2 separate regions of the Homo sapiens genome follow, and region 2 is linked to region 1. Evidence: read pairs that join two places in POLR2A ChIA-PET (ENCODE). Cell type or tissue: A673. All regions are shown on one strand. Each heading gives the region's core, and the rest is flanking DNA. Links, peaks and the distances in the headings are about the cores only.

Region 1 (4,388 bases), core at 267-4,266:
AGCTAACCCGCAGCCCTGATGGTGTTAGGAGATGGCGCATTTGAGAGGTGATTCGGCCGTGAGGGCAGAGCCTTCAGGAAGAGGATGCGTGCCCTTGGAAAGGAGGCCTGAGGGAGCTTGTTTGCACCTTATTTTTGCCTCTTCTGCCACGTGAGGACACAGCCCGCTGACTTCCATGAATCAGACAGACCCCTTACCAGACACCAGATCTGCTGGCGCCCTGACCCTGTGCTTCCCAGTCTCCAGAACAATGAATTCCTAAGTATGAATCACCAGGTCTAAGGTATTTGGTTATAGCAGACTGAACAGATTAAGACACTAGGTATCCCATCGGACCCCCCGAGAGACCACCTGGCACACACCAGCTAAACAAGCTGCTCAATGAAACTCAGTTTAGCTTAGTCCGGATCAGCTTCATGGAAGCCACTCAACTGGGTTCAGATCAGCTCCATGGAAGCCACTCAGCTGGGTTCAGATCAGCTCCATGGAAGCCACTCAGCTGGGTTCAGATCACCTGTGAAGCTAAAATCAACCCAGTCACCTCAACTCAGTAACACTCAGCACAGTTCAGCTCAAGTCAACACAACACGATGCAACTCAAGTCAACACTACACAACACAACTCCCAAGCTCGGCTACAAACAGTCTTGTGGTGGAAACAGGGATGACCAGGGTGAGTGCTGCCTAGGACGGCCCCTCAGGGCGTGGGGAGGACAGGGCAGTACAAGGTACCCCAGAGAGGTGCCAAGGTGGCAGCGGCAACCGAGAAAGTGCAGCTTTGCAGAAGAGCATCTTTGAGGAAACGTCTTGCCGTGTGTGGGCATCCACGAGGGGCTCAGAGGAAGGTCAGCCATGCTATGGGGGGAATAGGGCAAAGCTGGCCGGGCCTCATGTTCTGCAAGTGCCATTTTGCCCTCACCCTGAGCCAGTGGGAGAGGCACTCTGTGTAGGGGACAGGGCGGCTGAACACCTTGGCTATGGGGACCAGTCCCTGGGGTCCCGATCTGCCTGCCCTTGCAGGGACACAGCGCATCTGCAGATGCTTTAATTTAAAAACCATGGTAACGCTACGCTCACCGAGGGCTTCCCTGGGACAGCCACCGCTCTCAGAACAGCCGCCTGTCAGACGAGGGTCGCCGCCCCGTTTGAAAGAGGGAGAACACACTAGTGGCCTGTTGGCCGGGATGGTGCCCACCAGCAGTGAACTCAGATGCTCATTTCGGAGCTGCACTGTCCCTCCACTGCCCTCTGCACTGAGACGCAAGTCCCCGCGTCAGGAGAGAGGGTTTCCTGGGGGTGGAACGTGGGACAGATGCTCACTTTGGGCAGCTGCTCAGCCTTGCCTCCCCTTTCCCATAGAGCCCCCTTCCGGGAGCCCACCCGCTCCTAAACGCTGGCGTCCGTTTCTGCTGAGAGCGTGGGGCTTTCTCTGCAAGTGGGGGGTGGGAGATGAGGGTTTGGATGAGGGTGTGGGAGGACCCTAAACTGATTCCCATGCTAGTTGGAGAAAGAAAGGTGTGGATGAGGATAAAGTTTTCATGGTGACCAGGGTGACCCTCCGCTCAGAGGGACGAGCGGAGCCCGGCAAAACCAGTCACTGCCTTGTAGTTCCAAGCTTTGGGGATGATCAGCTCCCAAGAAATTGCTGTGGGGTGCGGGGGCTGTGGGTGACCCAAATTGGGCAGAGGGCCTACAGGTCTGAGGCTGCCTGCACAGAGCCACCAGGAAGGAGCTAGCGAAGAAATACATCTTTGTCCTGGCTTTTTCCCAGGAGGGGCTGGGTGGGTGCACAGACAGAGGTAAAGAGCCTCGAGGTTGGGGTGTAGGCAGGCAGCTGGGGAGGACCCCGTTTAAATCCTGGGGAGATTATGAGGACGTTTGTCGCAGGCTGTCAGCCCTCATTAAGTTAATGGAACTGGCGAGTTGGCCGGCTTCCAGCATGCCGGAGAAAGAAAACAAGAAAAGTGTTTTCAGTGAAAGAGCCAGGGGATCCCATTTCGCCCAGCAGCCCAGGAGATTATGAGCCATTGGTAATGGCCTGACTGAAATGACTTATTGGGAACTGGTTGATTAAAACAAGGGAGAGAAAACCCCTAATGTCTCAGAAGAATGACATGGGCTTCTTACTGGTCTTCGTCTAGAAAAGTGATTTGTGAGCACTGCCTTCCAAAGCCTTGTGAATTGCAAAGCAACTGGTCCAGCCAGGGCCTCTGCAGAGAGGGTTACCAGGCAGGAGAGGAAAAGACGTGGGGTGAAACCGGTGGATTCCACACAGACCCTGGGAGCCAGAGAACTTGGAGCTTGGGCCAGCAGGAGCCTGGACATTCTGCTGGGAAGGCTCCCCAGGGCCCCTAAGGAAGGCCCAGCAGTTCACAGAGCAGGGCTAAAGCCTCCCATGGATTCCCCCAACTGGTTAGGCCAGGCCAGCCACAAGCCCAACAGCTATACCCCCGTCTCCCATGTCCTCCGCCCTGGGCTGAGGGCTCTGTCGTCCTGTTTCAGCCTCCGGCCCAATTCTTCCCTGGAATACATGTCATTCCTCAACTTCCCCAGAGATCCAGCCCCTGCTGCCCCTGGCGCTGACCTGGACTCTGGGCCCACAGTGCCTCACTCAGGTGGGGTTGCGCAGGTCTCTCCCCAGCTTCACCAGCAAGATGCCCCTGCACCCAGGCTCCGCTTCCTGGCCTCTTGGCTGTTCCCACTCCCTCCCTCTCACCCCATTTTCACTCATTTACACACAATTCTCAGGGCGCCGTGTAGAGCCCCTGTACTTTTTATTTTTTTTTTTTTGGAGACAGAGTCTCACTCTGTTGCCCAGGCTGGAGTGCAGTGGCATGATCTCAACTCACGGGTTCAAGTGTTTCCCCGCCTCAGCCTCCTGAGTAGCTGGGATTACAGGCGTCCACCACCACATCCAGCTAATATATATATATTTTTTGAGATGGAGTCTCGCTCTGTTGCCCAGGCTGGAGTGCAGTGGCGCAATCTTGGCTCACTGCAAGCTCTGCCTCCTGGGTTCACGCCATTCTCCTGCCTCAGCCTCCTGAGTAGCTGGGACCACAGGCGCCCGCCACCGCGCCCGGACAATTTTTTTTTTTTTTTTTTTTTTGTATTTTTAGTAGAGACAGGGTTTCGCCGTGGTCTCGATCTCCTGACCTCGTGATCCGCCCGCCTCGGCCTCCCAAAGTGCTGAGATTACAGGCGTGAGGCAGCACGCCCGGCCAAGCCTCGGTGCTTTTAAACACATGTTAACTCCTCGATCATTCCCGTTGTACGAATAAGGGAACTGGGGCCCAGAGAGGCTCAGCAGCGTGCCCAGGGTCACACAGTTGGCACCAGGCAGAGCCCTGGCCTTGGGATCCCCCATTCCCAGTGCAGACTGAGTGACACTGAGCTGCTTCCATCCTCATCTGTGCTTGCCCCCCAGCCGAGGCCCCCGACACCCCTCGATTTCTAGGTCTCCCAATCTCAACCCCAAACCCCTCCCTGCAGAGCCCTGGCAGACAGGTTCTGACACCACCCTGGAAATCATGGCATCCTCTCATCCTCCCTACTGGGGTGCTGGCGGAACAGCCCCCCATTTGGTAAAGGAGACAGACCTGAGGTCTCTGATGTTTGGCCTGGCCTGAGCCTCCTTCCTCCTGCGGCCCCATGTGTGTCAACTGTAGGGCCACCAGGTTTCAGAGTTACTTTTTATGCTATCAGTGGCAACAGGGACTTGCTGGACACAGCCACCACTCTCTTTCCTTGCTCCAGAGGCCTCGCCCCTCCCGCCATTTTGAATAGCTCACGTCAAAGGCAGCACAGCCCCAGTTAGACTCAAGGACAGGGTGACAACCGCAAAGAGGGGAAGAGGGCACTCTGGAGGTCTGGGGCTGCCCCTGCACACCCAGCTGCCAGACCAGAGGTGGGGATCTTGGCCCCCAGGGGCACCATTCACCTGGCCAGAACACAGTCTCTGTAGCTCACAGTGAGTTCAAGAAAGGCCTAGCCTGCCCCTGTCACGTGACAGATGGTCTTGAGGCCCAGAGGGAGGGGCAGCAGCAGCTGGCTGGACCCGAAGCTCTGTGATCCAGCCGGGCCTGGCGTGGGGAGTCCCTGCTGTGGGCTCTGGGTGGCCTCTGAGCCCCCACATTCCAGGCTGGCTGGGGCTCCTGCACCTGCAGTTTCATGCTGGGTCCTGGTTGCCAGGCTTGTCCCACCCGGGCCCCACACCTCCACGTGGACGCCCAGCTGGGCCCTCGGGCTCACCTGGAGGAAGAGTGGAGCCTGGTTTGGCATCAGGTGCTGAGGGCCCTGCCTGGGGAGGTACCCAGGGGCATCTGATAGGGACCCTCCCCACCAGCACACCTCACCACATCTACCCAACACACACAACCACCCTTACTG
Region 2 (4,388 bases), core at 1-4,000, 1.1 Mb before region 1:
CCTTCTAAAAGTGTGACCCTTGCAAGAACCCAGGTATGTACTAGGGCTCACACCTAAAATCCTAGCACTTTGGGAGGCTGAGATGGGAGGATCACTAGAGCCCAGGAGTTTGAGACCAGCCTAGGCAACATAGTGAGACTCTGTCTCTACAAAAAAATACAAACATTAACTTGGCATGGTGGTGTGTCCCCGTAGTCCCAGCTACTCAGGGGGCTGAGCCAGGAGGATGGCTTGAGCCCAGGAGGTCGAGGCTGCAGTGAGCTGTGATTGCCACTGCACTCCAGCCCAGGTGATAGAGCAAAAATCTGTTTAAAAAAAAAAAAAAAGAAAGGACCCCCTCAACATATTGTAAGCTTCAGGAGGAAACAGAGAGCTTTCTCCCCATCTCTCTTTTTATACCTATGCAGTATATCTCCCTTGCATTAATCTTAGGGCCTTGCTTAGATGTTCTGAAGATGTTGGCTAAATCAAATTGGATTAACTAATTCTTATGCCTCTATTCCACTGTTTGCAAGAGTTTTCACATGTATTATCTCATCTCTTCCTCACAGAAGCTCTGCTAGATAAAACAGGGGCTACACGGTGGTCCCCATGTTGACCTGAGGTCAACTTCTGTCCAAAAATAGGTGACTATGGGGTTCGGGTGCAGTGGCTCACACCTGTAATCCCAGCACTTTGGGATGCCGAGGAGGGCAGATCACCTGAGGTCAGGTGTTCAAGACCAGCCTGGCCAACATGGTGAAACCTGGTCTCTACTAAAAATATAAAAATCAGCAGGGTGTGGTGGCACGTGCCTGTAATCCCAGCTACTCGGGAGGCTGAGGCAGGAGAATCGCTTGAACCCAGAAGGCAGAGGTTGCAGAGAGCCAAGATTGCACCACTGCATTCCAGCCTTGGTGACAGAGCGAGCCATCTCAAAAAAAAAAAAAAAAAAAACCTGGGGGGTGAGTATGGTACAATAAGATATTTTGACAGAGAGAGGAGAGAGAGAGACCACAATTGATCTATTTTATTATTAGTTATTTTTGTTCATCTCTTACTGTGTACAATTTATAAATTAAGCTTTATCATAGGTATGTGTATAGGAAAACAATATATATAGAGTTTGATACTATATGCAGTTTCACGCATCCACTGGGGTCTTGGAATACATTCTCCATGGATAAGAGGGGACTACTTTACTCATTTTAAAGATGAAGAAACTGAGGCTCAGGAGATAAAGTGGTAGGTGAGAGCCAAGCTTGCTTTCTTCTTTGGGATTCCCTCCCCATCCTTCAAGTCTCAGCTCAAATGAAATAAAAGCATCCATGCCCTGACCAGTGATGTTACCTTACCATAAATCAAGGGTTATGATTTTTAGCAAAACTCAAAAGCTCCACCCCACTTTAACACCTTGCCTGACTTGCCCTGTCTCTTCAGTCTTCTTCTATACCTTAGAGTACTTATGTAATTTGATTATGATTTTTTTTTTTTTTTTTGAGACAGGGTCTTTCTCTGTTACTCAGGCTGGAGTGCAGTAGTATGATCATGGCTTACTACAGCCTTAACCTCCTGGACTTAAGTGAGTTTTATTTTTTGAATAGGAATATTCTTTTTTATTTATTTATTTATTTATTTATTTTTAGAGACAGGTTCTCACTCTGTTGCCCAGGCTAAAGTGCAGTGGTGCAATTATAGTTCACTGCAGCATTGAATTCCTGGACTCGAGAGATCCTCCCACCTCAGTCTCCCGAGTAGCTGCGTCTACAGGCACATGCCACCATGCGCAGCTGAATTATGATTATTTAATAAGCGTATATCTTCTACATTAGCCTCTGAGCTCATCAAGGGCTGCATTTTATCCATCTTTATATTTTCACAGTCTAGGTTGCCCATTACATAGCTGGTACTCAATAAACGTTTCGCTAAGTGAATAAATGAATGATGTGTGTTCTGTACAGCAGCATAACTGTCCTTTCTTCACACCGCAGAGTTTCTGGTTACCAATAGCTTTCATTCAGAAAATGAGGGAGACTTTGCTAGAAATAATAATTGAGAGTCCAAAATCTGCTCAGAAAAATTTAGGAATCCCCTAGTTTGGGTTGCATTATTAGTAGCGCTCCCTGGTGTCCAAAAATGGAAAGTATAGCTATCGCTGAGAAATTGCCCAAGGTCTGGGTGGGTAGAGAGTGAGGAGAGACCTTAGCTTCTAGCAACAGCTTTTCCTAGGCTAGTTTCACACAGAGAATCATCTCCTCATTCAGAGTGAGTTCTAGAATCTTGCTTGCAATGTTCATTCATTCATTTAACACCTACTGAGCACCTATTTGTAACAACTTAGTTCCTACTCTCAAAGAGGTCCATTTTTACGGGGAAAAAAATGGGGTGAGTGTGTGTGTGTGTGTGTGTGTGTGTGTGTGTGTGTGTGTAGAGATAATTAGTACATGTCAATATGTCTCGAGAGGGATTGGTACAGGAATAGGTGAGGGAGCACAGAGGAAGGACAAGTAACAGTCTAAAGCAGTCAGGCTGTGCAGACTCACAGATTGGGGTGTGTGGGTGAGTAAGTGGGGTTCTAGGATCAGACTGCCTAGATTCACATCCAAGCAATGCTGTGTGACTCTGGGCCAGTTACTCAATCTCTCTGACCTCCGATTCCTCCATCTGAAAAAAGTAGGATCCTGTAAGGCTTAGATGAGTTCATAAGTGTAAAACAATTGGCACAGTGCTTCGCGTAGAGTAATGTGCTCAAAAATGTTGGCTCTTATTCTGCAAGGAATTTCAGAGCCGTTAAAGAATTACACCAAGATCAGGTAACTGTGATTTGCAGAAATTATTCTGGCAATAGTGCTGAGAAAGTATTGGAAAAGGTAGAAGCTGGAAACAAGTGACATGGTCTGACAGACCTGTACTGATAACCCAGCTCACCGCTGTGTGACCTTGGACAAGACCTGAAGTCTAATTTGGACAATAATGACGGGAATAGAAAAGTGTTCAGATTTGCGAAATATTTGGTGATTGATTAGATGACCAGGTGAGCAGGCAAGACAGATCAAGTTTAAATAATAGCTGTGGTTTTGGAAGATACTATTGTCTGCTAGATATTATGCTAAACGTGCTACATTCAATCATTCATTCAACCAATATTTACTGAGCAAAGTATTTTCATACCAGGCACTGTTCTAGGCACTAGGAATATAGCACTAAGTAAAACAAGCAAAACTTCTTGCCCTCCTGGAGCTTACATGTTATCTCATATAATGAATATCCATAGCAATCCTGAGGTGTAACACAATTTAGATTCATCTTACAAAGGAAATTAAAACTGACACGTTCAATTTTGCTATCTGTGAGGTTTTTTGTTTTGTTTTGTGTTGTTTTTGTTTTTGCTTTTGCTATTGACAGAGTCTTGCTCTATCACCCAGGCTGAAGTGAAATTGCATGATCTTGGCTCACTGCAACCTCCACCTCCCTGGTTCAAGTAATTCTCCTGCCTCAGCCTCCGAGTAGCTGGAATTACAGGTGCACACCACCATGCCCGGCTAATTTTTGTACTTTTTGTTTTAGTAGAAACAAGATTTCACCATACTGGTCAGGCTGATCTTGAACTCCTGACCTCAGGTGATCCACCCACCTCGGCCTCCCAAAATGCTGGGATTACAGGCGTGAGCCACCTCACCTGGCCTATCTGTGAGTATTCTTATCTGTAAAATTGAAATAATATTACCTGCCTTATAGACTTGTTATATTTATTGAGTTAATACGTGTAAAGCATATGTAAAACATATCTAAGTTGTTTTCCTAAATTATTATTCAGCAACTTCTCCAGGATCACACAGCAAGTAAATGGCAAAGATGAGAATTGGGGAAAATTTCCCCAGGGAATCCCGAATCAACTGGGCAGCTATAGTTGGGTTGCTCTTAGAATACCAGGACTGAGGAAGGAGAACTTTCCCAGAGGGGCATTATGCCAGATGATGTGGGTACTACCACTGGGCTTAGAAAATGTCAAAGATGCAAAGCTGTCCTGGAGGCTAACGGGACAACTATTGTTCTGCCTGCCTGGGAGAAGGGACCCTCTTGGAAAATAGGGCATGGCCATTGTCCACACACCCTTCATCCATTTAGTTCCTTGAGAGAGTCAAGAACAAAAGATTGGCCAGATGTGGTGGCTCACGCCTGTAATCCCAGCACTTTGGGAGGCTGAGGCAGGCAGATCACTTGAGGTCAAGAGTTCAAGACCAGCCTGGCCAACATGGTGAAACCCCATCTCTACTAAAAATACAAAAATTAGCCGTCGTGGTGGTGCTCGTCTGTAGTCCCAGCTACTCGGGAGGCTGAGGCAGGAGAATGGCTTGAACCTGGGAGGTGGAGGTTGCAGTGAGTCGAGACTGCGCCACTGCACTCCA

What was found. Peaks named below come from ENCODE experiments on the same cell type or tissue, not always from the same donor. Only the 100,000 strongest peaks of a DNase experiment are listed, where the experiment ranks them.
Region 2: POLR2A ChIA-PET joins it to region 1 with 16 read pairs; 1 of 35 experiments calls an interaction of 5 or more read pairs at or near these places.

The regions. Positions count from the first base shown.
Region 1 is chr11:2,748,362-2,752,749 of GRCh38, reverse strand. All of the region lies in intron 11 of KCNQ1 (potassium voltage-gated channel subfamily Q member 1), which reads right to left. Among named protein-coding and RNA genes, the nearest start is that of KCNQ1OT1, 51 kb to the right of the region's middle. In A673, for the core only: no CTCF peak of the experiment used is centred there; a DNase peak (open chromatin) is centred at 1,949.
Region 2 is chr11:3,847,141-3,851,528 of GRCh38, reverse strand. No RefSeq gene overlaps it. Among named protein-coding and RNA genes, the nearest start is that of STIM1-AS1, 6.2 kb to the left of the region's middle. In A673, for the core only: CTCF peaks have their summits at 1,902 and 2,104 (motif pointing left); a DNase peak (open chromatin) is centred at 2,108.